Regions from separate parts of the Mus musculus genome. Here regions 1, 2, 3, 4, 5 and 6 are each linked to region 7. Evidence: chromatin loops called from intact Hi-C (ENCODE). Cell type or tissue: gastrocnemius. All regions are shown on one strand.

Evidence for each region. A loop is a pair of places that touch in the nucleus more often than their neighbours do. Peaks named below come from ENCODE experiments on the same cell type or tissue, not always from the same donor. Only the 100,000 strongest peaks of a DNase experiment are listed, where the experiment ranks them.
Region 1: it touches region 7 in a loop (5-fold over the local background); 2 of 42 quality-filtered maps call a loop at or near these places.
Region 2: it touches region 7 in a loop (4-fold over the local background); 12 of 42 quality-filtered maps call a loop at or near these places.
Region 3: it touches region 7 in a loop (2.5-fold over the local background); 7 of 42 quality-filtered maps call a loop at or near these places.
Region 4: it touches region 7 in a loop (3-fold over the local background); 10 of 42 quality-filtered maps call a loop at or near these places.
Region 5: it touches region 7 in a loop (4-fold over the local background); 14 of 42 quality-filtered maps call a loop at or near these places.
Region 6: a loop joins it to region 7, with 1.9 times the contacts of the local background. A loop is called at or near these places in 2 of 42 quality-filtered maps.

The regions. Positions count from the first base shown.
Region 1 is chr2:60,729,273-60,733,272 of GRCm38, reverse strand. No RefSeq gene overlaps it. Among named protein-coding and RNA genes, the nearest start is that of Gm33436, 39 kb to the right of the region's middle. In gastrocnemius, a CTCF peak has its summit at 2,139 (motif pointing left); DNase peaks (open chromatin) are centred at 2,138 and 2,973; H3K27ac peaks cover 633 bases.
Region 2 is chr2:61,452,321-61,456,320 of GRCm38, reverse strand. Gm33753 (a long non-coding RNA gene) reads right to left here and starts at 3,379. Exons shown (of 4, transcript XR_374566.2): 1 at 3,174-3,379; 2 at 2,942-3,044; 3 at 2,546-2,615; 4 at 2,229-2,474. In gastrocnemius, CTCF peaks have their summits at 203 (motif pointing right) and 1,668 (motif pointing right); DNase peaks (open chromatin) are centred at 222, 1,675 and 2,440; H3K4me3 peaks cover 890 bases; H3K27ac peaks cover 1,759 bases.
Region 3 is chr2:60,902,987-60,906,986 of GRCm38, reverse strand. It overlaps a transcript of Rbms1 not described here. Among named protein-coding and RNA genes, the nearest start is that of Rbms1, 24 kb to the right of the region's middle. In gastrocnemius, a CTCF peak has its summit at 1,547 (motif pointing left); no DNase peak of the experiment used is centred here; H3K4me3 peaks cover 180 bases; H3K27ac peaks cover 2,931 bases.
Region 4 is chr2:60,960,304-60,964,303 of GRCm38, reverse strand. It overlaps a transcript of Rbms1 not described here. Among named protein-coding and RNA genes, the nearest start is that of Gm33647, 6.7 kb to the left of the region's middle. In gastrocnemius, a CTCF peak has its summit at 1,967; DNase peaks (open chromatin) are centred at 1,096, 1,558, 1,946, 2,084 and 1 more place; H3K4me3 peaks cover 3,883 bases; H3K27ac peaks cover 4,000 bases.
Region 5 is chr2:61,400,602-61,404,601 of GRCm38, reverse strand. No RefSeq gene overlaps it. Among named protein-coding and RNA genes, the nearest start is that of Gm39834, 32 kb to the right of the region's middle. In gastrocnemius, a CTCF peak has its summit at 2,098 (motif pointing right); DNase peaks (open chromatin) are centred at 2,137, 2,400 and 2,827; H3K4me3 peaks cover 1,863 bases; H3K27ac peaks cover 2,682 bases.
Region 6 is chr2:60,846,695-60,850,694 of GRCm38, reverse strand. The region is part of intron 1 of Rbms1 (RNA binding motif, single stranded interacting protein 1); the gene reads left to right. Among named protein-coding and RNA genes, the nearest start is that of Rbms1, 33 kb to the left of the region's middle. In gastrocnemius, no CTCF peak of the experiment used is centred here; a DNase peak (open chromatin) is centred at 1,665; H3K27ac peaks cover 560 bases.
Region 7 is chr2:60,800,304-60,804,303 of GRCm38, reverse strand. The region is part of intron 2 of Rbms1 (RNA binding motif, single stranded interacting protein 1); the gene reads left to right. Among named protein-coding and RNA genes, the nearest start is that of Rbms1, 79 kb to the left of the region's middle. In gastrocnemius, a CTCF peak has its summit at 1,886 (motif pointing left); DNase peaks (open chromatin) are centred at 301, 1,887 and 3,682; H3K4me3 peaks cover 317 bases; H3K27ac peaks cover 2,113 bases.

The sequences.
Region 1 (4,000 bases), 71 kb after region 7:
GATCCAACAATACCACTCATCCCCAAAGGATGTTTATTCTCCTACAGAGACACTTGCTCAGCCATGGTCATTGCTGCTATCATGATAGCCAGATTACTAGAAACAGCCTAGATGTCCCACAGCAGACAATAAATAATTTTTTTAAAAGCTGTAGTTGATTTACATAATGAAGCTTTACTCAACTGTTAAAAAATACTGAATCATGAAATCTTGGGTAAATGGGTGGAACTAGATATAAAATGGTCCTGAGTGAGGTAACCCAGGACCAGAAAGACAAATATGGTATGTATTTGTTTATATGTAGATATTAGCTTTGTGGATCCATAGAACCACATAGATCTCATTAGGAAAGGGAAATGGAATAGTTATGGATGGATGAAGGGGCTGCAACAGGAATAGCAAGTGGGGAGGGGGAAGGGAGAGAGGGATGAAGGAGGAATATGAGGAGAAACAGCTAAAAATAAGGGCCATTTCAGGGGTAGTATGGAAATCTAATACAGTAGAAATTTCCTAAAATATATATGTATACGAAGGAGATCTAAGTGAAATCACCCAATAATGGGGAGACCAAGCCCCAACTGGCCATTTCTTGTCATCAAACGAAGCTTCTAATACCAGAGTGGGATTCTATCTAATTGACTTGTTTGCCAAAGAGGTTTGTTTCATGGAAATCCCCAAAGAACCCAGGCTGTTGCCAAGACTGTAAGTTGCCCTCCACAAAATGATGGCAAGTTCTCATTGCTAAAGACAACACCTACACAGCTCATTGAACATGAAGATGTTGAGCTGGTGTCTACATAGAGCCTTCACCTCTGTGTTCTAGTGTCTTTGGAGCAGGAAGGTGCTCAGCCAGGCTACCAAAAGAAAAATGTAAACACTGAAAGAAGAATTCAAAAGCCAAGTCAAGCACAAACCCTTTGATTGACAGTGTTGTTCCAGCTGCCAGATATGCCAGGGCAGTGGTGGCACAAAAGTTGTGTGAACTAACCAGCCAGTGTCTGATTGGACTTAAGACCCACTCTATAAGATGGAACCCATAGCCAACAGTGCTTGGGTGACCAAGAACCTGAGACTAGCTAGCTCAGAGACCAGGGGCAAAACCAAATTCTACTGGTCTTAAAAAAAACAAAAACAAAAATAAAAACACATAGCAATGAGATGACACCTAATGGTGTTCTTTCATAATCATAGATCAGTGTCTTCAGCCACCATCAGAGACGTTTCCTCCCACAGTTGATGGGAACTGACCCACAGCTAGATGTTACGCAAAGAGAAAAACACTAAATGAGATTCCTCTATCAAGTTCCTCCCCTAGGGGCCCAGGGAACCTGTGGAGGAGGTGGGGAGGGTAGAGGTGGCAAGGGAGAGTGGGAAGAGAGCAAGAGCCAGAGGGAGTGGAAGACACCAAGAAAACAAGGCCCTCTAAGTCAGCATGAGCAAAGCTCACATGAACTCACACAGGGACTGAAGCAGCAAGTGCAGGGTCTGCATGGGTCTGTATCAGGTCTTCTGGGTTTATATTATGTCTTCCAGTTTAGAGTTGTTAGTGTGCAAACAAGTGGTCTCTGACTCTCGTGCCTTCTCTAGGGCTCTCTTCCTTCTTCTGTTTGTCTCGTTCAACTGCAATAGTTAGTTATTTCTCTTTTTATTTTATTTCTCTCCCTCAGAAGCCTGTTTGTTTTCTTTGTTGTTGTTGTTGTTGTTTCCAACACAGGGTTTTGCTGTGTAGCTCTGGCTGTCCTGGAATTCACTTTGTAGACCAGGCTGGCCTCCTGTGTGCTAGGATTGAAGGTGTGCACGGGGAATGCCCAGTGACTGTTTGTTTTTGAGAGACAGAAGGGGATTGGCTCTGGATGAGAAGCGAGGTGAGGAGGGAGTGGGAGGAAAATGTTCTAAGGATCTAACGTCAGAGGCCTTCCATGGGACTTCGAATCACCTTTCTGTCATTACTTATAAGTGAGGGGAAAATGGCACATCAGCTTGACACATGGGCAGCAACAGGTTTTCTTTAGATTATTACAGCATTTAGTTGACACTGAGGCAGATGGAAATTTATTGGGGACTTTTGAATAGAACCTCTCTCTGTTCAGCTGGTAGATGAGACCAGGGGAACCGCAAAGGGTGACTCAGTGCAGACGGTGCCCCCCTGTGTTTTCTCGGGAGCACAGCAATGATGATTTAGTACGGACTGTGTGTCTGTCTCTCCTGTGTTTTCTCCGTAGCACACCTTTCTAGCTAAAAGAGGCACCAAACCCAGGTGTAAAAATAAACGGAACTTAACCCACAGGTGACTTAGATCACAAAATGCTAAGCCTTTCTCATCAAATGACACACATTAAATTCAGCCCATATCGATATAAAGTCAGTATGCAACCTTAATAAGACAATAGAGGCGAGGATGGGGAAAATATGGAACAATATTATTTCATGTTCCATCTTTAAGTTGTTCTGTTTAATTATCACAATGTATTGGTTTAGTGGCCTACACATATGACTTATGTGCTGTAAATACCTGCTTAAAATCTTCGGCTACCGTGATGTGCTAATAAAGCTTAGAAACCACAGGGTTTGTAGCGAAGGAAGGAAGGAAGGAAGGAAGGAAGGAAGGAAGGAAGGAAGGAAGGAAGGAAGAAGGAAGGAAGGAAGGAAGGAAGGAAGGAAGGAAGGAAGGAAGGAAGGAAGGAAGGAAGGAAATGTCTATGGACATCCAAATTTTAGGCCTTCACAAATTATTCTGTGTTCAGTTTGACTTCAAAGAAAACAAAATAAGGAAAATGAGGGCCAAGAGCCTTGCCAGAGTCAGGAGTGTGTACATTTGGTTGACTGCCACCTCTCAGAACATTTTAGAAATATTCGGACTGTAGTTGGAGACCTAAGGGACCACCCACTAGTACAAAAAAAAAAAAGCCTTCCAAAAACAACAGGGGTCAAAATGAGGGCCAGCCCCTCCCCATTTCTGGGCTCAGGCCAGGGCAGGCTGGGTGTGACAGTAATCTTGTCCAACTCAGCTTGCATCTCAAAGGCATTCCTGAGTGTCACTTTCGGCAGGAACCCTGGAAATGAATGTTATCACAGCATGCAGAGCTTGGAGTTGACAGGAAACATTGCAGGCAGAGAAGAGCCATGCAGACTAGACAGGGGACCAGCCTGGAGCTGGGATCCCTCAGCATGCCCTTTCTCTGATGCCGCCAGCAAAACAAGAGCTCAGCCTCAGGCAGAGCTGTGAACTGGATACTTATTTATTGCCTGGATTTTCAAGCAAATGGCTATGAAAATACATTCCTGGAGCAGGAATCTCGTTACAGGGTTCTGAAAGTGGAAGCTGCTTCCAAGTTGCCGCGCATTTTCAGGATTTCTCACTGATTAAAATTAAAATCTGGCTGTAAATCGAGGGACCTGTGGAGATGTGGCACCACCAGGAAGGTATCTTGCACCCTCTAGATATTCCCCTCGAAGGCGAGCAAAGTCTAAACCACCATTGTTGGTACCAAAGTAGTTTCATATCCCTGTACAAGCCTCCAGATGACAGAACCCTTGAAGAAGGAAACTAGCCTTCTCTGCAATTAGCAAGAAGAAACTGATATCAGCAAGTCACTTCCTGAACCATATCTTTGTAAATTAAATACCTGCTCATTGTTACCACTTTGCTGTTTGTTTGCTTTTTTGACTATCCATCAGGGCGGGCGTTGAATAAATCCTGCTTTTCAACCCCCTGCTCAGCTCAAAGAAGACCATCAAAGCACTAAAAGTCTCTGGGTGAACGCAAGTGCCATATCCTCTGTACCACATCCACACTGTGAGGGGGTTGTGAGCAGATCTTGCCTTTTTTCAGGACTGTGGGTTCCAAACTAGGTTTACCCCTTTTCATGCCAGCAAATAAGGGAGCAGCCAAGTCATTCTCCCAAGAGCATTTTCAAAGTGCAGAGGAGCATCCAGCACCCCTGGGTGTTTATCCTTTCCTCAGTCCCCTGCTTCAGCTCGTGGCAAAGTCTGTCTCTGC
Region 2 (4,000 bases), 650 kb before region 7:
AGTGGCTATTCATTCTGAGTGTCAGCAATGGACTAAAACCCAAGGCAAATCAAATCCAAAATAAAACAATTTCCCCCAGTTTAATGACTGAAGGAGAAAAGTATTGCCAATATTTGCCCAGGCACAAAATTGCCAGCCCCTGAATGAACTTGGTGGGTAGTCACGGAGTATCTTTCCTGAGCACCGCAGGATAGTCAGTGCACCGGCAGGGGGCGCTTGCTGGCTTGTTGCTTCTAACCTGTTCTCAGCAGTGCTTCTCTGAAGGCCCCTCCTCCTCCGGATCTATCAATGCCTCTGTGTAAGTAGAGAAATTTCACCTTCATAACTTATTCATGGTTAGAAAGAAAGAACAACCTTGGGGAGACTCTCTGGGGAGAGGCCTGGCCTGTCTTCCACTCTCTAGGGATAGCCCTCATTCAGTCTTGTCTGGGATCGATGGAGCAGGTTCCTTTAATTTAGAACACTCGAACCGAGGCAAGATGCTGACCTTTCTGTGTGCATCTTAAAGTGGGAGCAACACAGAGTCCTCAGGAATTGCAAGGGCAAGATATGGAACGACGTTGATGGGAAAGAGCTTTGGTTTGAGCCTGATGGCTAGTAACAGGCAGTGGGTTGGAGGGATGATGATGAGGGTGAGCCAGATCGCATTATTTCTGAAGTAAGTGTCCCAATGTCTGACAGTAACTGTTGTTTCATAGAACAACAACAACAAAAGCCCTCAGCTATCTATAAAGTGGATAATACTTAATAAAATACATAAGTAGTTGAAACTAAGAGAAACATTCTTCTAGAGAAGTTCAGAAGCCACAATACAGTCATGAAACAAAATGAAGAACACTCTTTGATTCTAATCTTGGATGGCATCTATACCAATGAAATACCAGAAAATGAGAACACGGGTCCAACGCCCAGCTGATGCAGCACTTGTCAGTCATCCATCTCATCCCCTGATGTTCAGAGTGAACGTTCAGACAATCATTCAGACTGAGGATGCCTTCGGCTGAAGTGTTCCTGGAAAGGAGTGTCATGGACACACTCATCAAAGATGGATAAATTTGCTACTGCTATCAAGTTGCTGAATATTAACTTATAATTTATGGGCTGTATTAATTATGGGAAATTTCACATCTGCAACAATACAACCCATAAGCAACATTTAGCTTAACATTTAAGAGTCTCGTCTAAAACAAATAATTCTATAGTAGTAGCAATAATGTCTAGACTTGGGACTTTCCACGTAAGGAGCATGCAAAATGCCTCTACAAAATTTAACCCCCTATAAAGACAAATCTTTAGCTTCTGTAGAAAGTAGAGGCTAGGGAGCCTGAAGCACATAGCATGCTTGCGTTGTGCAGATACATCGAATCACACAATAGGCAGGTGTAATAAGCAGAAACAGATGCGGCTCCCTAGTGCAGCCCTTAGCAGCTTTCACTCCCAGAGGTATTTTTATTGGCATACAAAAGAATGAGCGTTGAGGGTATGTTTTTAAGACAATTTTGAATTATCAAGGAAAAATTTCACAGAACGCCCAGAAAACAGGTCGAAGATCGAATTACACGAGGGTCCACCACCCTCCTCTGAAGGACATTTCTTCTTTGTTGAGAAGGCTCTGCAGAGCTCTTTGCGGGGAATTTGCAGGTTGACTGCGGAGCTGAAAAGTTTCACTAGGGGGCAGCCTATCACCGAACTGTGAGCTGATTCTGCATCTGATTTCAATAAGAAACTGGCCCAGGGACTCGCACATTCTCGGCACAGCTTCTAAAGGAAAATTGATGCGTCTATAAAATGCCGAATCAGCATAGTCACAGGAGGTGAGCAAAGGAAGGGAAAAGTCTTGCATAACATTAAGAGCCCCGCAGAAATCAGTGGTTAGGCATACAAATGCGGTGTGCTTTGAGCACACAAATCTCATGATGTGGATGTGCCTGTATGTAGACCAGGGGACATTAAAAAGAGCCGTAGTTTTGCTTTTAACACATGCACACGCAGTTAAAGGCACACGATCCAATTCAACATTTTGTAATTTGGAAGGAACCAAAGGGAAGAGGAACTGATTAACTCTTCAGACCCCAGGTTTAAGCTGCGCCGAAAGCCATGGTCAGGTGGTTCTCCACTGCTGGGTGACTTCTGTTTGACCCTATACATCCTTTCGAATGCTTTTCCTCTTTGCCACTCTTTCTCATGCATTTTATATTCCTCAAGTGTTCTCACCTAACAAAACCAACAGTCTCAGCCCCGATGAGAGTCATGACTATTTTTGTAACCGGGCTCAGAATGGTCTCAGAACACTGCGCCGAGGCAATATTAGTAATGTGATATCTGGAAGCCGTGTGAGCAGCCGGGCTGTCTGCTCTCATTGTGTCCGTGATTGTAAAAGGCAGCTGTGAGCTCTGGCATCCCTGAGTGACTGGTGTGACCTTGTGTGGTCTGGGAACCAGCTGAGGGTGGCCTGGCATGCTGTCACCGGAGACCTGCAGGCAACACAAGGTGGTAATGGAGGACTGTGTAGAAACTTAGGAGCTGTGCCCAGAATCCTGCTTACCTTGTGCATGGAGCTTTAAAATGACAAAGGAAGTTACTAGATTAGACATGGCGTCCACACAAGCTCAGGCCTGAAAAAAAAAAAAAAAAAAAAAAACACTTATCCAGCAAGGTCAAAACTAGAACTGAGACAGTAGAGAGTATTTTTGGATTCTAGTTCCACCTCTTGCTACGAGAATGGGCAAGTTATTTGCCCCTTTTTTTGTTTTAGGCTCCTCTTCAATAAAAGGATGCTTAGAATAGCTCCTGCGTGCAGGGCTACTATTGTTATTTCTTGTGATAGAGATGAGAGAAGTGGACTTATGGGAAGGCTGTTTCTTCATTTGTAACATGGAGATAATAGAATCTGCTCTCTAGACTTGTTGGAAGAGTTGCTGAGCTCTTGTGAAGTGCTTACAGTGGTATCTGATAACTATTGATTGCCCGATAACTAGTATATCTGATGCTCCTCAAAGCTGAAGTGGGGATGGTGCTGTCCATTCCAGAGGGTTCCAGGGCTCCTGGAAGGAATGAATAGGTTCAATGTATTGCATTCATCCAGGGTGTTCAGCCAACGATGCCGATTCATTTTAGTACTTGGCATGAGAATTCTCTTGCTTATTTTACCTGGTATCTATGTATGTACTCACCCTAGAAAGACACCTGAGTTCTGAAGTGGAAACCTAGAGAACTCAGTCAGTCCTCAGCAGCAGATCCCCTCTCCTGTGTTCTGGAGCCTCTGGTAACCTAAGAAAAAGTGTGTGCCCATCCGCCATTTTTCACACACAATCTGGAGCCTTTCCATGTGTCGTGACGCCCACTAGGGTTTCCTGGAAACCTGTAAGGGCTGGGAAAAGAAGCCCTGCAATGTAAAGAAGAATATCTTAATCCAGATTTGGGCATCACAAATGGGGATAAGAAGATGTTTCTGAAATTGGCACAATATCTATGGTTCCCAGACTTGTGGCAGGAGTCCCATCACCTGGAATAGCCCATAAAACCAAGCTTCTCAGGCAATCCCAGCAGCTGTCGTAAGATTGTCAGTTCTAAAGTTTCAGTATATGCCCTGCCCCAAATTTTGCATGCTGGGAAGAGTTCCCAGTGTATTAGTGTTGAGTAATGGTACCTTTAAAAGATGAAGGCTCTGCCCTCATGGGGATTAATGCTGATTTTGGAGCAGGTTCATGTTATAAAAAGAAATTCAGCTCTCTCTCACTCTTTCCCCCTTACCTCCTCCTGCTTCTTTACCTCCCTCCCCACCCCTTACCTCCTCTCACCTCCCACCCTGGGCAAGGGTGTATCTCATGGTCTCTCATATTAGACTTTTCAGCTTCTGGAATTGAGTGAAGAAATCACCTTTGTCTAACCTTTCTGTTCTCTCTAGGCCCTTGCCTGATTGACTGGTGCCTGTAATCATGGTCACTTCATTGGGTCCCTGTATTAGTCAGAGTTCTCTAGAGTCACAGAACTTATGGGT
Region 3 (4,000 bases), 100 kb before region 7:
CCTTTCCAAGAACACTCAGCTAGCAATGGGGGAGATCTCTGTGTCTTTTTCTTGCTGGAGCCGTTTGTCCTTATCCATCATGGGCAATGTCCTAGGTAACTGAGAAGAGGGGAGAGGACCAAAAGGTTCAGGGACTTGCTTTGGTGCCGACGACCATTGGTTTGGGTGAGCTTGAACTCGTCGAGAAAGAAGAGTTGAAAACCTTGTGAATACAAATGAAAAGTAAACAAGAAAGGGGCTTTAAACAGTTGCTTCAAATGTAAAAAAAAATCTACTTTATAATACAGTGAAGGAGCTTGCTGCTAAGCTTAGTCACCTGAGACCAGTCCCTGGGACCCACAGAGTGGGAGTTAAAAAAAAAAAACAAACAAAAACAAAAACAAAACTACTCTCTGAGGCTGGAGAGATGGCTCAGTGGTTAAGAGCACTGACTGCTCTTCTTGAGTTCAAATCCCAGCAACCATATGGTGGTTCACAACTATCTCTAATGAGATCTGACGCCCTCTTATGAAGTGTCTGAAGGCAGCTACAGTGTACTTACATATAATAAATAAATACATCTTAAAAAAAAAAACTCTCTTGCAAGTTGTTCTCTGACCATCTGAGGCATACCATGCACTTCACTCCAACACAAGTAAGTAATAAATTTATTTAAAAATAGAAAAAAAAATCAGACATCATACAAACATGTTTGTATTTTGATTATCTTTTGGTGATTATCTTTTGGTAATTGATTATCATGCTACAGCAAACAAAACAATGAGCTGTTATTTTGCATGATTCCTTAGGTAGGATGGAATTAGCTTGGTGGCTTTTCTGTTCCAGGTGACTTTGGCTATGTCACGGATGCAGGTGGATACAACATAGTGGTCTCACTTCCATGAGCTGTCCATTTGTGGCTAAGAGTCCCTTGGTTCTTTATGTGGTTTGTCATTTTGCAAGACACGGTTCCACGTGGGCTCTAACTAGATAGGAGACTAGTCTAGACTTCCTAACTCTGCTTTACAGCTGAGAGTACTTGGTGATGCTTGTGCCTCTCAGTTAAAGAAAGCTTGAGGGCCTTGATGGAGTTCAGTTGGGAGAGGATCTGCCTAGCCCACGTGAAGCCTTGAGTTTAGTCTCCAGCACCAAACAGTGTCAAAAACCTGGTGTATCAGAAGATGTCTGTTGTCTCAGCTCTCACTTGGAAGGCAGAGGGATCAAAAAAAATCATCCTCACCTACATAGCGAGGTTGGAGCCGGCCTGGGCAATCTGAGACTCTGTCTTGAAAATAAAACAAAGAAAAGCTTGAGAAACTAAAAGACCCCATTCCTAATGATTAAGCAGTTAGAACCAAGTGCAGTTTATAGCAGTTTCAGAGATTTGAGGGGTTTTGTTAAGTTGCATACCTAACTGTCACATACTTACAACGGGTTTTCTCATCTACTCCCATCAAAAACTTATTTTTAACTTATCCCCAGTGAGTAATGAAAAGGAAGTTTACTCTAGCCATACTTAATGTTGCTCCAGATGTTAGCATCGGCTTCCAGGGCGTTTGCTGCAAAGGCAATTCTGAACCCCCTCTAGTGGCAAAAATTTTTTTCTTTTTCTTTCTTTTTTTTTTTTTTTCCCAAAGAGCTTGCTTTGAATTAATAAGATGGCTGACTAACATATAACCTAACATAGTTTCAAAACTATTTCTAGCACAGTGCCCACTATATGTGCCTTAGAAGGTTCTTTGGACTCCTAGGACAAATGCACATCTTCTTAAGCAGCATTCAAAAAAACCAACCAAACAAACAAACAAAACAAAACAAAACAAAACAAAAAAAACGGAGGGTTCCTGTTAACTTTTAAAGTATAAAAACTGCTAACTACTCCTTGTAGTTCATGCTCTTAAATAAAAATGTCTTGACAATTAAAACATTCTTGGGTCTGATTTTTAAAGAAGCTGAATTTTAAATGTTCTCTGAAGATGTTTTTTTTTTTAAATAGATGTCCTTCTTCAGCTAGAGAGCAAAAGGTACTGATTGGATGCAGGGCTTTGCAAAGCCACAGTAGCCAAACTTAAACAAATACAGGTGCCAAATCCTTACACTTTCATCTTTAATAAACACAGTTTGGATTTGGTTTGTTGGAGCCAGTGGAGAGGCAACACTCATAACTATCTTCATCAGTCTGCACAAAAGAGGCCACTCTTGCCAAGGTTGGGAATGGGGACACAGAAGTTAGCTAACGATATTCATTCGCTGACCGCATCACCTGCCCATCGACAGGCAGATCTAGTCCTGCCTTTTCAAATGATATTTTCTATACTGCTACTGGAAAAGATCTTACAAAACAGCATTCCCAATTGTTTGTGGAAGCTGATTCAGCTTCTCCTACATCCCCTGGCATGTTGAGACCTCCCCTCCCCCCTTCCCCCTGTCCTCAACAGTAAGGAAATGCAAGAATCCACAGTGGTTCTGTTGTTTGTTTTTAAATCTCCACCATGTAGAACCTGAGGTTACCCAAATAATTTCCAGAGATTTTTTTTTTTTTTTTTGCTTTTTTGCTTTGTTTGAGAGTACAGATAGACTAAAACAGTGTACTCAATCAAATGTTGGGCTGCTTCCTTCGACTACCTCTTAAGTTCAGCTCTTGTAACCAAGCGCGCATCTCTTGTGGTCTCAATTACATCCGGTGTTGTGAGCTGGTAGCATTTCCTCCATTGAGAACGCCCCATCATTTGCCAAACTACATTTCTATGAATACAGAGAGAAGAAACCTCATGGCACTAAAGAGTGACATTTAAGAAAAAACTGAGCTTAAGTAGAACTTTAATTTTGAAAACAAACAACCCAAACCCCCAACTCATTGTATGTGTTGTAAACAGCTTGGTGAGATGATTATTCAAATATATAGGTGACAAAGGCACATGCTGCCTGCCTCAGAAGAACCCTGCTTGTTTTTTCTCGAATATATATATATCCATATATATATATATATATATATATATATATATATATCATTCATATATATATATATATATCCATTTGTCTAACAGAGACCAGAGATTCCGTCCCTACACTAGTTGTACAGACTTGAAATAATGGAAGTTAATTTGCATTTCTTAAAATGGTCTTCTCATAGACATGTTTCTTGGAACAGTATTCTGTGCACACAGCTGCAGTCAATTGAGTAAAAGTTACTCCCAGACAAGAATGAAATTCAACTTAACGGTTTGAACTTGCCGGGAACACAGCCCTGTAGCGTAAGCAAACCACAGGATTGGGAAACTGGACGCAGGTGCCCTGCTGGGGAGATTTCTTGTAAACAGCACCCAATGGGAACCGTCAAGCAGGGTCAGTGTTTCTAACCAAATGATTTCCTGTTCTAGAACAGTGTTCACTCTTGCATGTGGCGATCTTATTTTGAAGGGTTTCCCCTCTCTGATCATTTTTAGATTGCGTTCTAAAGATAACAATTCCCTTTTGGAATTGTATTCATAAAGACTAGTTATCACAATGTGTGTGCATAATCATTAGACAGACACACATGTCATGTTTATGGCTAAGCTCCCTAAAACTTAAAAAAACTTTGTTATTCTTCATTCTCAGGCAATTTTATTACCTTTCAGTTTTAGTCTTCCACTCGTTCCTTTATTTCGGAATGAGTACAAGTTTTCTCTGTGTAGCCCTGACTGTCCTGGAACTCACTATGTAGACCAGGCTAGCCTAGAACTCAAGAGAGCCTCCTGTCTCTGCCTCCCAGGTTCTATGCCCACACCACCCCGTCATCTTAGATATTTAAATAGGTTTTTCAAAGATCTGTTGGGGAGGCATTGCTGACTTCTGTTTTGCTACATAATGTACTTCTTTGGTTTCAGAAGGGAATGTTGCCGTGCTGTAACTTGTACCCTGCCTTAGTGTTTTAAGGTCCTCAGTGAGAAAAATGTAACAAGATGCCTGGCTTCTCTGCACATCACTTTTGTCGTCTAAACATCTAGTGTGCACTTTTAAGTTAGAGGTTATCAGTCTG
Region 4 (4,000 bases), 160 kb before region 7:
ACAACAACAATAAAAAAGAAGACGAAACAAAGCAACAGAGCTATGTTCAATAAATGTTTTTCTCCTTGTCTTTTATCAGCCGGGCAAGACACCAACTTAGGGACATTTTCTTCCCCATCTTATTGTACATTTTGTATTGTCTCTTTTTGAGCTAGAATATAAAAGTCTTCTGCAGGCAACTTCAGGGACCAATTAACTCCATTAAATTATATCCAGTTATGTAGTGAACTGAGCCGCTGCTCGTCTGGGGCTGTCTAGAGCTGAGACAATTAGGAGATGGAGAGAAGCAGAGCGGGAGGTTGATTCTATGTGTCACCGAAGCACACTGCAACAATATGCCAGCCTGACTTTCAAAATGGCCTTAAAATATTCCAAACTCAGGGAGTTTCCTTGCTCCAGAGTGGGAGTTGACAGACTGTCTGGCAGCATTAGAAAAGGCAGGGAGAAGCTGATGTCTATATTGTGTCCTCTAATAACATTCTTCTCTTTTTGGCATCTTTCCCTTAGAAGGACCCGCCAGTTTGTGTGTGTGTGTGTGTGTGTGTGTGTGTGTGTATGTGTGTCTACGCAAAGAGCATGGTTTCACATCTGGGAAAACCAAACCGAAGGACACTAACCTTCCCAAGGTCACTTAGAAAATTAGTGCTGTGACCTGGTGTGTGGGTGGAACAGAACCCAGGTGTCCTGGCTCCAGCTTTGTGGTTGGACATTAAAGCATTTTCCTTTGTGGGGAGAAAAAAAAATCACCGGTCCGGGAATTTGGGGGAAGTGAGAGATTAATCAGATTTCCTCTTTCCCTCTTTCCCTCCCTCCCCCACTTGCGAAGATTAAAAACTCGGGAAAGCTAGAGGTGCCTTCTCGGCAGTTCTTAAGCAGGGTCTACCAAACCTTCTCCCACCCTGGACACAAAGCGATCGCCGCTCCTAGAGATTCTGTGCGTTCTCTTGAGAGCCTAGGAGGTGAGGAGTGGTGGAAAGTCAGCCCTCACCTCCAGCGGGTCCCGGGCTCGGCGGCGCCCAAGCCCCGCCCCCGGCCGCCCTTCCCCCGCGGCCTCGGCAGCCAGCCCCTCTCCCCTCTCGCTATCGGGCGCACCCACCCCAGATGCCGCCTGGCACCGAGCGCAGCCGCCGCTGCCGCCGTACTTTCCACTTGTATTGATCACTCCTAGCTGGGCTCAGCCTGCTCCCGGAGCGCTGCGCGGCCAGAGCGCCAGCCCTTGGCAGCTCGGGTACAGTCGGGCTCCCAGAGGAAACTCCTTGGGAGCGCCCTGTCCGGGGTGTCCTCTGCGCTCTGCAGTGTCTTTCTGTCTGCCTGGAAGGAGGAGGAGGAGGAGAAGGAGGAGGAGGAAGAGCAGAAGGAGGAGGAGGAGGTGGAGGAGGAGGACGTCGTCTGGTCCCGGTTGGGAGGTGGAGCAGTGGCAGCAGCAGCCGCCGAGGCAGCCGCCGCCGCCGCCTCCGGAAAGGGAGAGGCAGGAGAGATCGGGACTTGGAAAACCCAAAGTGTCGGCGACCCTGCAAGGCAGGCTTCCTTCCAGCTTCATGGGCAAAGTGTGGAAACAACAGATGTACCCTCAGTACGCCACCTATTACTACCCCCAGTATCTGCAAGCCAAGGTAAGGAGGCTCGGGGAACGGTCGCCAAAGGAAGGGACCCCGGAGGCGCGCGCCGGGCTGGGCTGGGGAGGGGCGCACGGCGACCCTGCCGCCTCCGGGCGCAAGTGCTGGGGTTGCTAACTATAGCGCTGGCCTGGGCAGAGCCGGGCTGCGCGCGGGGCGGCGGCTTCCCGGGGAGCCGATCGCGGCGATCGGGTTACAGAGAGTAGCGGGGGGCGGGGGGGGGGGAGCGACTAGACAGGAAAGGACAGCCAGCCCCTTCCTGGCCAACGAGGAGGGAAGGGTCTCGCGGCCCTGCGGCTCCCTCTCGTCCAGTCGGGGCTGGCGGCCGGCCGACGCTTGGGGCTCTCGGCAGGACCTGCTGGGGGCGTGTGTTTCAGACCTCTCCAGGGCCTCGCCCTGCGGGCAGTAACTGTGGGGGTCCCCTGAGTGGCGCGCAGCCCCCCGCCCCGCCCCGCCCCGCCCCGCCCCGCAGGACTACCCTCCAGCTCCCGCGCGCGCGACGAATGTGGCCGGAGGGGGCCGGGACCGTCTCCTCCCCGCCTCGGGCCCTGTGAGCCCGCCCCTTGCCTCTGATCTTTGTGCGGTGTGGCACTTCACCTGGTTACTGATTTCCACTTTTACGCTGGTGTTTTGGGTAGAGAAGTGGCCAAAGTTCACTCTGCATTCATTGATGTCCCCTTTAATCTTCTCTGTAGCGTTTACATGGGAGGGACAATGGGCAAATTTTGATACATAGACAGAAGTGACTTTGTATGTACTTTTCTCTTTTGTTTTTAAACTGCCTTAGGTGTTCCCAATTCTGCTCAAAAGTGGCACAGCCTTGGGTAAGGACCACTGATGACATGTAGGCAGGTAAATTGTGGCTGGCTTTCCAAGGACCCTGGGTACATTGTTAATGGGCCTATGCTAATTTTACCACAGTTTGATGTCTCCTAAACTAATTTTAAAAATTATTAGGGTTCACGGAAAGTGCATCTTACCTCCCTAGAATAATCTGCCACAGTTAGGGAAAGCAGAAGGCGCTGGTGGGTGCAGCGGCCTCCTTCAGCTGTTAACACCTTAGCATGTCCTTCTAGATCACAAAAGAATCAGGTATGGATGTAGTGTTTGAACTTTGTTTAGGGGATTGCTTGCTGGCAGACGGACACTGCTGACCTGGTACTAAGAATCTGTGCTTCAACCTTGAAAGCTTTTCTTCCTCTCAATGTGTGTGGTCCATGTTGCTCTGTACCTACAACACAGCCCAGTGTTTGTCCATGTAAAAAGGACTTGTCAGCAGAGGCCAGAAATTTCCCAGCACCCAAAGGCCTCCTTACTGCTCTCCTGATTCCCACTTACCTTCTGTTACCAGGGATCTGGAAGGTGCTAGCAACTGCAAGAGCGCCTTGTTCGGCTCCATGTGGTTGGCAGGCCATTGTTTTAGGAACTTGAGGGTGATATTCTCTCTCTCAATCTCTCTCTCTCTCTCTCTCTCTCTTTCTCTCTCTCCCTCTCCTTCTCCCTCTCTCTCTCTTCCTCTCTCCCTCTCTCTTACACACACACACACACACACACACACACACACACACACACACCGCGTGTGTGTGTTGTTCGAAGAAATTTTGTAACGTAATCAATGTGTTACCGTTTAGATGTGTTATATATTTGATGCACTCATGTAAATTATGCAGCATTGGGTGCCTGAAGGACAAGCCTATTCAACACTTAACTCCATGAATAATAAACACGCACATTCAGGTGAAAAACAGGAAGAAAAAGGGGGGGTCGTGTTTCTATGAAACATTTACCTTAGTAATTTTTATGTACCGTTAGTAAGTTAGAAACCAACTACGTAGCATTTAATATAGCTCATGCCATGCCATTTGGCTTTTTTCCCCCTGTAAATAATTGAAGAGAGAGACAAACGGCAAAAGCCTGCTGGAGTAATTAGGGCTGGATCCCAGGAAGCTTTAGGGCCCATTTTCTGAAAGTGTGCTTCCTGCATAAAGCATTTAATATTGATTTGTGTTACAGTAAATGACAGTCTCAAAACATATTTTGCTGTTTCTCCTATGAAATCTGAAATCTTATTACTCTGGATCCCTTTGTTTCAGGAGAAAGGTGCGTCCTCACTTGACCTATATAATACTGCGGTGTTTTAAAAGTTTGGTAATTAAATCTAAACTCCCTATTGTAAAGGTGTCATAATTAGTTCAGAAAGGAGTGTCTCCAAAAATACAGAGGGACCAGATGCAGATACTAGATACCAGAGTCAGAGAGGGGGACACACACCCCTTTCTCCTTCCTGTAGTCATTGGTAAGATGCTGGTAGTGTAAGTCATTAAAAAATGGAGAGACTTTATTTGACAATCTAATTTAATAACATGCATAATCTACCTGAAGAG
Region 5 (4,000 bases), 600 kb before region 7:
ACGTAGTCACCTCGCTATTTCTTTGCCACGTGTCACATCTTCTCTCACCTCTGCTTTGTCTTGTCAAGAGATGTGCAGGTGAGTGATCTTGTTTCTCCTCATTCGTATCACCACTTGATATTGTCAATAGTTCTAAACTTAGTTCTTGTGATAGGTGCCTCGTGATGGGTTCAGTATGAATTTCATAGCGGCCAATGATGCTGAACTTATCCGTTACCATTTGTATTTCCCATTTGCAAAAGCATCTACTCTAAGTCTTTGCCCCCTTTAAAATGGAAATATTTTGTGTAAAAAAATCACATGTATTTATGGATTATGTGTTTGTGGGTTGGTGGGTGCGCATGCCACAGTGGGTGAGTGAGGCACTCTAAGGACGGTTTGCAGGAATTAATTCTCAAGGATCAATTTGCATCCTGAGGACTGAACTCTGGTTGTCTGTCAGTTAGGCTGGTGACAAGTACCCCTGCCCACAGACTGTCTCACTGGTCTAGGCTGGTTTCATACTATTGGGGTTTGAAAATTCTTCATGTTTTCTGGATATGAGCCTGATATGCATTTTATAGATATTTTCCCCCAAGACGTTCTATTCTGATTCCAGTGCCTTTCCTAAAGTGACATTTTAAAATCCCCCGCAGTCTTGGGATTGATGTTGACTATGCAGATGCTGTCTGATGCTCCATCTCAGACTCTTGATCATCTCATCCCCATAATATATAATATAATGTATGGGCTGTGGCTGTGGTTTGGGGTCCCTTCCAGATTAATTCTCTAGCAGATTAAAAGAAAACAGACAACCTAAGTGATTTACTTTTAAAACCCATGCAAGAGGGATGGCTCAGCAGGGTGTTCTGACCTTGCTGAGGAGAGGACCTGAGTTCAGTTCATAGCACCCACTATGACAGCTCATGACTACTATATATAACTCCACCTCGTGTGTACTCTTCTGGTCCTTGCACACTCTACTCACGCGAAATACCTTCCCATAGAAAAATACTTAAAAAAAAAAGGTCTTTAAAAAAATCAGTGCAACGTGTGATATATTTATTAGGTATTTTTATCCACAAGTAGTTCTGAGTCGGGCTTAGGAAGGCAGACTCTGCCTCTTATCAGCTAGCTTTGCATCACCTATTATGGGATGCTAGAGCACCACCACTGGAAGGCTCTTAGAGGCCAGGTGGTAAACGCAGGCCATGGATCAGCAGCATCAGCATTACCTAGGAGTCTGTAAGAATTTCAAAGCCTGGACCTTACCTTACCCCAGGTTAGAATTTGCATCTTAATGAGATCCCCAGGTGCACATTAAAGTTTCTGAAACACAGCTGTTCAGTTGGTCTGGTTTTCCTTCAGATTTTCAAACAAAAGAAACCGCAGTCCAGAGAGAGCAAGGACAAGAGCCGGGAAGAGAATCTGACCTTTTTATTTTATGGCTTGTGTGTAGGACCATGCACCACCCACCTCCAGCATCCCGATGACAGCCGCAGCCCAGACTACCCCCATCTCAGCTCTGTGAGAGCTTCGGCATTCTTCATCAGGAAGAGAATAGTCTTTCTGAGTCTTCCTCCAGAAACTCCTCCCTCCCTTCTTATTCCCAGTATCCTCTAAGGATACTCAGCTTTCAAAATGCAGACTTCCAAATTTTCGTAATAAAATGAACTAAAAACTCTTTGGGGAGGAAAGTGATTTTCCCGTTGCATTTGTTTACTCTCGGTGAGCTCCTGAGACGGCTAACACACTAGTTGTTAATCACACCATCTGTTCAAACGGCACTGTGGAACCATTACATTCATCCTTTCTTCTTTTTACGGAAAAAAAAATTTCAGAACACTATGTTTGCGTCTGTTTTGCTCCATCACCTGGCAGTGTAGTGTAAGCTAGTTAATCTTTCCAGTTGAAAATAACTTTCAATTGGCAAATACGTATTTTTAATGTTCATATATCACATACACAGACTCCTCCCCCCCCCAAAATGTGTCCTTTGACATTCCAAACATGGAAAACGCTAAAAGAAAAAGAAAATCTGTTACAGACTGTATGCTTGTCAAAGTTTTAAGCATTTGATTATATTTAAATGAAGCATTCAGGACGATGATTTGTCTGACTGACCCGGAAAATATTTTCCCCGTTGGCCCTGAAGATGGCAGTGCTGTGCAGTTTAGAACAGCTCTTCGTTTCCCCCCCCCCCCCCCACCCCCCCGCCTCACCTCCCCCCCTAAGGAATTTCTGGAATGGCAGAAAGTGGGGGAGGATCCACCAGATCTGAACCTTCTAACACTTAGCACAAACCTCTCCTGAACCCTGGGACAATCTGGTTTGTCTTTCAGTCTCTTTGTTTTTGTTTAAGACTGTACCTTATTCGTTTCCTGTTTCCAGTCGCAATAGAAATGGGACTAGTTGAACGATTATTCCCATGTCGCGGGTAGCCAAGGAAGCGACTATAGCTTACCGAGAAGCTGGTTTGCAACAGCCTGCCTTTTTTTTTTTTTTTTCTTTAATTCTAACAAAGGCTTTACCCAAGATAAACTGAATACTAGAGGTTTTGAGAGCCCACTGGGACCACATCTCTGGCAGCCTCCCTCCGTCTCCTAACTCGGGACGCCTGTTGTATCACATTCTTTACATTTTATTAGCAGGGACTAGAAGAGTCGGTTTGGGGCAGCATATACCAAAGGCGGTCTCTTGACCCTGTCATTGTGAGGTGTTGGCGGGGAGAGAGAGGGAAGAGGCGTGTATATGCCTAACTTTGGGGACTCTTAAAATAGGGTTGTTTAACTAGCCAGAAAAGACTTATTGAAAACAAGCACACGAGGGCTCTTATGTGACATTCTGTCACCAATAAACCAGTAGTGCTTATGTCCTCTGAGCCAACTTCCCCCACCCCCACCGTGGCAAATGCCTCAGCAGTATCTAATTTAACCTTCACCACCACTGTCTGAGGCAGACACAACATCCCTTTGCTGGAGGTTTTTGCCTTTATACGTGGAAACTAAGGTCATGAGACTAGATAAAATTGTTGGGCTTTACATTTTGAACTCTAGAATATGCTGAAGCATTCATCGCCTTGAATTTTGGTTCAATGGAGAGATAACAAAATATTAAGCCCTTATCAATGAAGCATATTTGGTACCCACTTAATGATAAAGAAAAGGAGAGGCCAAGGCTCTAGTACGTCATTCTACCAAGGGCTACACAATTGCAGAGAAGCCAAGCCCCCAGGAAACATACCATTTGTTTTGAAAAAAAAAGGGGGGGGGTGGTTCTAGATAGAAGACTGTATGATGTTAGGCATCTTAATCTAGTGCAACATCTTTAAAGATGAGGGCAACTTAAGAATCGTTCCCTATCTTTTTTCAAAATTTCCACTTGGAGTTTTCAAAGTCAAAGTTTCCCCTCCCCCATCCATCTTGTACTACAAAACAACCATCTCTCTCCCCTTGTGGCGCCTCTCCTACCCCCCCTTCCCCACTTCTCTCCTCTCTCCTCCTCTTCTTCTTCTCTCTCTCCCCCCTTCTTTCCCCTTCCCTTCTCCCTCTCTCTGGCTAAGAGTGCAAAGCAGCTGGGGTGGAAGGTGAAAGATAAAAGCACAAGGATAATCTATCTGTTAGTATTTCAAAATTGTTACTGCGACCAGAAAGAAGGCAGTGTTTACCCTTCTCCCCCAAATGCCTTGGGCGGAGATCACGTCCTACAGAGATTAGACTAATTGGAGGCTGCTGAGGATAACTGGAGAAGCCCCAATCTAAGTCCTCTCAGTGGGAAATGGCTCCTTTGTTAAGGATCTAAGTTCACTTAAACTTCTTCTTAGAAGTTTGTTTTGAATAAAGATTAGATCAATCTGGGCATTTATGACCTCAAAATGAAATTTCTTCTTGGCAAGTATGCCATGGTTTACCAGATACTTGCTGGGAATGTCGTTTCTTTTCTTTTAAGTCCTTCCTTCAGAGTCTATCTTAAATCAACCTTGTATTTCCAGATCTCCTCTTGATCATTCCAGCCAGTGTTG
Region 6 (4,000 bases), 46 kb before region 7:
TGGAAGAGAGCTTAGAAACCCACCAGCCTCCCTTGTGATTTTCCCACAGGAGCGACTGAGCTGTGCAGATTCATTCATTCTTGTTCCTGGCTAAGGCAGGCTGAATCTGTCCTTGCTGATTGCCCTACCCAGAAGTCTTCACTTCCCACTGGGGATTTGGGGTGATGGTGACTCGTTTGATATTCCCCACAAGCAACCTTCTTAATCTAATGCCATCCTACTCTTCCTGTGAGACTTGGGGACCTGTGACATCATAGACTCTAACTTGCTTTCTAGGTTCTACCCTAGCCTTTGCAAATCTCCCTTTCCATCATGCTCTCAGAGCTTCCTGCAAACCAAACAGGTTGGGTGTTTGCTGTTTAGTTTTGCCAACTTAGTACAGGCCAGGATTATCTAGGAAACTTCAATTGAAAAAAAAAATCTCATGAAGAAAATGCAGCACAGACCTCATGGCAGATGTGAGAGAGGATGTAAACAATAGAGGGAAGTCCCAAGGGATCAAACAACTGGATAAACATGAGGTAGTAGCTGGAAAGGGGGTGAAAAGAACTTATAGCACACATCAGTTACCCATGGAAGGAAGCATACCTTACCCACAATGCATGGTTTCGTAGGTCAAGTTCTTTTTGTTTTTATTTATTAATTATTATTATTAATGATTGATGTGGGAGGGCCCAGCCCACTGTGGATGATGACCCCCACCCTCCCGGGCAGGTGGTCCTGAGTTGTGTAAGAAAGCAGGCTGAGAAAGGCAGTAAGCAACAGCATCTTTATTTCCCTGTGACCTCTCTGTGCCGAGTTTCTGCCCCAATTTCCCTCACTGGTAGACTGTGCCCTGGGAGTGTAAGGTAAATATATCATTTTTTCCCCAAGTTGCCTTTTGTGACAGTGTTCATCGTGCCAATAGAAAGCAAACTGGGACAGGTGCGTTGCTGATAGACTTGCATAACGGTCCTTCCTCTGTTCTGGCTACTTTACACCTCTACTGTCCAGTATTACTGGTCCTTAATATGCAGCTTACACTTTGACCCGCCTTCTCTGTCATCCTCTCCTCCTCACCTGTCCTTGGTTGAATTCTGTTTTTAGCAAAACATCCCGTACCATGGCTTACGATGCAGTTAAGTGTGGTTGAGGCTAAGGGCGCCACTATCAGGAAGCTTTCCTTCCTAATCTGGACAATTTTTTCGTAGATGTATAAATTTTAATTTTATGTGTTTTTTCCTGCATGCACACCTAGTGCCCACCAAGGCCAAAAGAGGCTGTCAGATGCCCTGGAATTATAATTACAGACAGCTGTAACCCATCCTGTGGGTTCTGGGAACAACCTGGTCCTCTGCAAGAGCAGCAAATATTCTTAACCTCCCAGCCATCTCTCCAGCCCCCACTAGAGAATTTTTATTTTCAGATTTTACTTGAATAGCTAATGTAACATGTGTCCCTCTCCTTTGGCAAGCTTGCATCCAACCAAAAAGTACTTAATAATCTGTTGCCTGTTTTCATAATCTCAAGGGACTGCTACCGGGTTTATTTCCAAACGAGGGATAGCAAGGATAGGAGAACAAGTTTCATCACCTAATTAGCTAGGGGATTGAACCCTATAATATCCACCTGTTGAGGAGGATTAATAGCTACTTCCTTACATCCTGGACACAGGCCAGTGGGACACTATCCAGCAGGTGCTTCAGGTCATCCTGTAAAGACAGCAGGGTCCTGTCGTCTGATTCTTAGCTTTCCAATTCCATCCCCTCATGTCTCCTCCTCCACTTTCTTTCACCAGCGGTTGATTTCTCAACGTCCATTCCAGCCCTATAGATGTCAACATCCCAACTGGGATGGAATTGGATGTTTGTGTTCGCCCCTTCTTGTTTGCTAGTTTCATTAAATGGTTGACTTTCTCTTGCATGCAGAATGATGGGAAGATAAACCAGTGTGTGACCATTAGCATCCTCCATGGTGTCATTACATAACTCTTTCTCATGAAGATGTGACAGTGTACTATTTCCTCATGTTCCATAAGGTCTCTCTGCTCTGAGGAGCAGTAGAGAAAAGGGAAGTAGTTGGTGTTTGAGTGGCGGTGATAAATGTGTTATACGCATGTGCCTGGGGACTAAAGAGGGGCCAGTTATAACCTTTTAAATTTAGGGTGGGCATTCTAACATAGTCTGTCAACAGGGTAGTCTTAAAGGAGATTGGAGGCAACTCGGAAGATACATCCTATGTGTCTTTTTTCTCTAAAATATACTAGAATTCTTAGGGAGGTCCCTATGTAAAACCATGAGATGGGGATGGGCGTTCTTTAGCTTATTAGTGATAGAAGGGAAAGGAGACAGGTCAAAATAGCAAGTCTTTAGCTGTAATGGGCTTGGCTGAATTACTGTCTATAACAATGACCTGGTGACTAGTTGGTTTTAGTTCACATACAGTTTGTTTTACTTTTTCCATAAAGGCCTTGCGTTGATGTAGAAGACATGCCTGGTACTGTTTACAGGAGATAAGATGCTGAAGGCAGAACCTTGGTTACCTTTGGCCTGCTGCCGATCTGTGAGTGAAAAAATCTGAGAGTCTTCATGGCAGGGTAGACATCACTGCCTGTGCAGGAAGTGCTCTCTGAATGCCGACCACAGGAATCCCATAAAACTGTGCATATAGGAAGCTCTCCTGAGTACCAACAAGAACTTCTGATGTCATCTGTTCATGGAGAGAGGGAGATAGAGAGAGGGAGAGGGAGATGGAGAGAGAGATTGAGAAAGAGAGAGAGAGGAGGAGGAGGAGGAAGAGAAGGAGGGGGAGAGAGAGAGAGAGTAAACATAATATAAACATAAACATTTTTGAAGAGGGCATCTTAATTGAGAAAATGCTCCTGTAAGAATGGCTGATAGGCAAGTTTATAGAACATTTTCTTAATTACTGATTGATATGGGAAGTCCCAGTCCATTGTGGGCCATACCACCCCAGGGCAGGTGCTCCTGGGGTGTAAAAGAAAGCAGGCTGAGTAAGCCAGGAGGAGCTAGCCAGTAAGCAGCATTCCTTTATGGTCTTTGTATCAGCTTCTGCCTTAAGTTCTTGCTCTAACTTCCGTAGACGATGGACTACGAGGTGTAAGATGAAATAAAGCCTTTCCTGCCCAAGTTGCCTTTGGTCATGGTGTTTTTATCACAGCAGTAGAAACCCTAACTACTATTCACATTAAGCTCAGGTAAATGCGACCATGAAACTCTATTACCTTGTTTTCCCTACCCACTGGAGAGATAAGAATTGTGGCCTGTTCATGGAACTTCAGCCAGTGAAAATCTAGAGAAGCCTCAGACAGACATTGGGCTCTTCGGGGCTGACTGGGTCCTAACTATGGCCTGGGATCCCTGATTGGATGATGGATTTAAACTGCTTTGCGCACAGGGTGTCTTCATGTTGCAAAGCACTCGATGGATTTTCCCAGGTAGATTGTTGATGGTCAGTCAGTGACAGAACAGCCTGGTTGAAGTTGTCCCTCATGACTGTATTTTATTTTTTTTAAGTAAGTTTCCATTTGTGCCATCTAGGCACATACTCTGACTATAAGTCTAGTCACTTGAGATTTATCAAGTTCTAAAGCTGTAGTTAAAGACTCAATCAGTGTTTGAGTTTGTTTTAATTCTATTTACAAGTGAAGGTTTAATTTTGCCCTACTTCATGTCAAACATTAAAATTCTGACTGCAGTTTCCAGCGTTATCCCATGGTAGCTTTCAGAAGGCATGTCCAGAGTTCATTCTCTCACTTTTAATAATCTTAATGAGATCAATGACTTATTTACTTCCATCAAATTATTTTAACTGATATATTAAAATATACAATTGTACATGTTAATGGGGTATTGTGATATTTCCATAAATGTATTACCCATTGTATAAATCAGGATAAACCTCTCTCCTCAAAAATTATTTCTTCATGTTGAAAACTTTCAAAATCCTTTCTACCTTTTGAAACATTCAGTCCATTCACGTTATCAGCACTTGTGCTGGT
Region 7 (4,000 bases):
AGTTTATACGGAAATTCCTCCTATCCCTCAAAGGATTGCTCCCTTCATAGTAGATCTGGCATCTTATACATTTTTCATAGGTCTTGTGTGGTGAAGGTCACACGGGGGCATGCTATGAATATTGGTGAGTTGCGTTCCTGATTTGATCTCTTCCTTCGTGCTACGCTTGTCTTTTCCTGTGATCATGATGCTGGCCTTCCGCACCAGGGCTTCAGTTGTATCTGACCTTCAGGTCCTGAGGTTGGTTCCCTTGCCTTCCGGAAACTCTGGCTTCTTGTCTAGCTGGGTACGGCACTGTGCTGTGTGAGTGCCACCCCTTGCAGCCAAACGGCACAAGCAGATGGGGCGGTTATCTGAGCTTGGCTCAAACAAATGAAATGGAAACTGAAATGCCCTTATATGTGCTTAATATTTTCATGTCCTAGACCAGTTTTCTGGAAACCATGAAAACTGTCAGCATGAAACATAAAGCCCTAGGAAATCTGTTTGAACTTGATTGCCTAGTTTAAATTTTTCATATCTTGTATCTCATTTTTGGATCCTTATTCTTTCTTTTATTAAATAGAGAAAATGTTACCAGTTGACTTCTTCATGGTAGTGGGGATTCAGAAAGAACATGGGTAAATCACTCCTCCTGTGTTACTTGTTAGGCCTTGTTCATTACCAAACCTTTCTGTTAAATGGGACGCCACTTCTGCTTCCCTTCCCTTCCTCTGTCCAACCACACCGTTCAGTAAGCTAAAGCATAGATTAGGAAATCCCTTTTCCTGAGGAGCCCTTGACAAAATAAAGCAAGAGAAAGAGTAGCTAGAAAACCCTGTCCTCGGAGTCACCTGTGTGCCTGTCGGGGTAGGGGTGAGGTTATGGTTGTGTGGGGGCGGGTAGGGGTGTGAGTTTATCACAATAGATGTAGCATATAACGCATGCAGGAGGAACATACATTTGTGTTTGTGTATTAGAGCTTTTTCTATTTTCCCCTCACAATTCCAAAATAACAACAAGCGGGGACTGACAGATAGTCCCCGTATTTTAGTTCCCATGAAATAGATCCATGAATGATTCCTTTGAGACTTTAAAGGCCAGTTGTACTTCCTCTCACCGACATATATTATTGGGCATCTGATCTCAAGGTAGACCATGTGACCTCTCTCTGAATGTCATCAGCACCCATCCTAGAGACGTGAGCAGTGGCAGTCTGCCCTTTCTCCATCTAAAGCATGCAAACTCAAAGTGGAATTGCTTTGAACCTCTCCGTGCTCGATGACCCAAGTTTCTGTAATTGTCAACATGCGTGGCCTTTCAACTCCAAAGCAAACTTCCTGCCCTGTGTGTTTTCAGCTTGCTAGCTGTGTAACCCCGAGTAGACTCACTCTGCTCCTGAGTTTCACGTGTACAAAGTAGAATCAAAAAACCACCTAATCAGAGGTTGCCGTGAGGATTAAATTATGAGACAATCACTCAGCAGTCTGTGCACAAAAAATAAGAGCTTATTAATATGACGTATGCCTTTGATCTCACTAAGTCATCAGCTTCTAATGTTTTTTCCCTTAGTTTATCCTCATTTCATGCTGTCTGTCCATCTTGCTGTCTGTCACCACTTACATCTTGTTCTTAATGGGCACTCCTGAGTTTGAACATGAGCCATCCTCCTGTATTCATGAGCAATAGTTGGCTGTTTCAGATGCATCTTTTTCTGTTAGCATTATGAACACATTGTTTTTTGAATATGCCCATTGCCTATTTATAGTAATAAATAAGCAATAAGTGGTGCTTTAAGAATGTCCTAGTGTATTCCAAGTCTAGTACGAGCACTGCCAGTATTTAAACCTTGGAAATGCCAAGTGTTAAGGTAACATTTCAACCATGGTCGCCATCTGTTGGTGGTGGCTGGTGTAGACTCCCATTTCCTAAGCTCCTAACTGGGACGAGGGGAAGGATAGTAGGGAAGGAAGGGGACAAGAGTATGCTCACCTTTGCACATACAGAGTGCTCACATCCTGTAAGGCGATGACTGCCACATAGACCTGGGGCTTTAGGTGATTTGAATTTTGTCACCTGTGCTCTGATCCTAGCAGTCTGTAGCTTTGGTGATTAAGCAAAATCCAAAGGAAAGGGGTGGGGGACGATTTTGAAAGGAGAAGCTCCGGGGACAGCAGATACTTCTTTAATTAAAACTAAAGTGTGTTTGGTTTTATTCATAAGCAGGGATGGTGGAGAGAGAAGTAAAGCTATATTGCAAACCGGAGAAGCTTCAGTACCCGCGGAGCAGTTCTTCAGCCACGTCCGCAGGAGCGCGAGGGCCCAAATGTGAAATCTGACTTGTGATCCTCTCCCTTTGAAATTCTAATTATTCTGTAGTCACGTCTCTTAATTACGCTTTATCCTTTTCCTGCCAGCCTTCCTCTGGAGTGGATTAGCTTCTCTTAGCAAGAGTATTATAACCAGGGAGAGTGAGGGCTGTGGTCTGAGCCTGGTTACTTTGAAGTTGGATAAAACCTGAAGAGTCAGTGTAGACACACTGGCTTCGCCACAGCCCTACACCTTACACACTACATTCCTGGGTGTGTCCCGCATGGTGTTCTCAGAGTGTGCATTTATCCAGTACCGTGTACATCTCTCTTCCTTAATAATTTTTTTTAAATTGCAAATGGGAACAAAGGTAGCTTAAAGTGTTTATTCCTCTATGGATTTGTACCCAAACATCTGTTAATCTTGTGGCCTCTGGTGATTGACAGTAGATTTAGATTAGGTTCTAATTACCTGTAACATACCCCACCCCCGTCACCCTCACCACCCCAGTTATTAAGTCTTATTGCAAGGAAAGCTGTCAGGGCAATGGTGAGCATGTGGCACTGTGCTCTGAGCGTAGCTTCTGAGTGGACAACATGGAGATGTTTAATGAAAGCGAAACCGGTTAACACCCCTCAGTGGCTCCAGATAATCACCTCACCGTGTGCAGGAGCCAGCAGACCGTAACTCCGCAGACAGTGAAAACCCTCCGTAACTTTCTGAGAAATCAGTCTTTCGGTCTTAGCTCGTGAGCTGATGGAAGCCACCAATGGAAAGTAAAACTGGCAAATTTCAGAAATGCCTTCTCTGTTCCTTTGCTCTTTGTCAGTCTCGAACTGTGTGTTTGTTTCATTTGAAAAGTAAACACTGCTCACTCAGCCTTGGGGGGAGGGGGGGAACGAGAGTCAGGGGGGGAGGGGGGGACGAGAGTCAGTACTGAGATGGAGGAGACTGTCTGATCCTGCCAACTCCTGTCATAGCTGAGCTTACGAAGGACAAACTGCTTCTCACAATCACTTCATAGACAGGTTGCAGTGAAAACTTAAAGACATTTTTTGTGAACTTTGGAAATTTAGGCAAACTCGTAGGCTTAAACCATGATCTTGACTGTTTTTTACCCTTCACAAAAAATGGGGGTAGGAATCAATTTTGAAACTAAATAAAACACAACATATATAACACGTCACGCATAACCTTACTGTTTCTCGTGACATGGCTTGAAGAGCATAAGCAGGGACTTTGGCAACTGTAACCCCCTTTATTATTTCCTCGGTGAATCAGTGAGACAATTAGGGCTGGCTTCTGGGAAAGAAAGATTTGCACAGGTCCTCTGGGATCAAGGTGGGTAAGCTGAGGTAATGGGCAGGTGGCCAGGACATGTCTAACAGGGTGCGTGAGGGAGATTGATGCAGCAGATGGGTCCTCTTAGAAGGACCAGTGGCGTGGAGGCTGGGGGACTTTTTAGTGCTGTTTAAATAAGTCTAGACAGTATAGGGAATTTTGGAAGCATCAGAGACAAAACTCAGCAGGGTTACCGTCTGCCTTCAGAGTTGACACAGTCCCTGGTAACCTGAGCTTGGCAGGAACAGGAGAGTAAAGTGCTATTGAATAAAGATACAAGAAGGAGATGGAACATGTGTTTGGGATGCTTTTTAGACAGTGGTGGGCACGAGACAATTTCTAACCAATACTTGATATCCTTGGTGTGTAT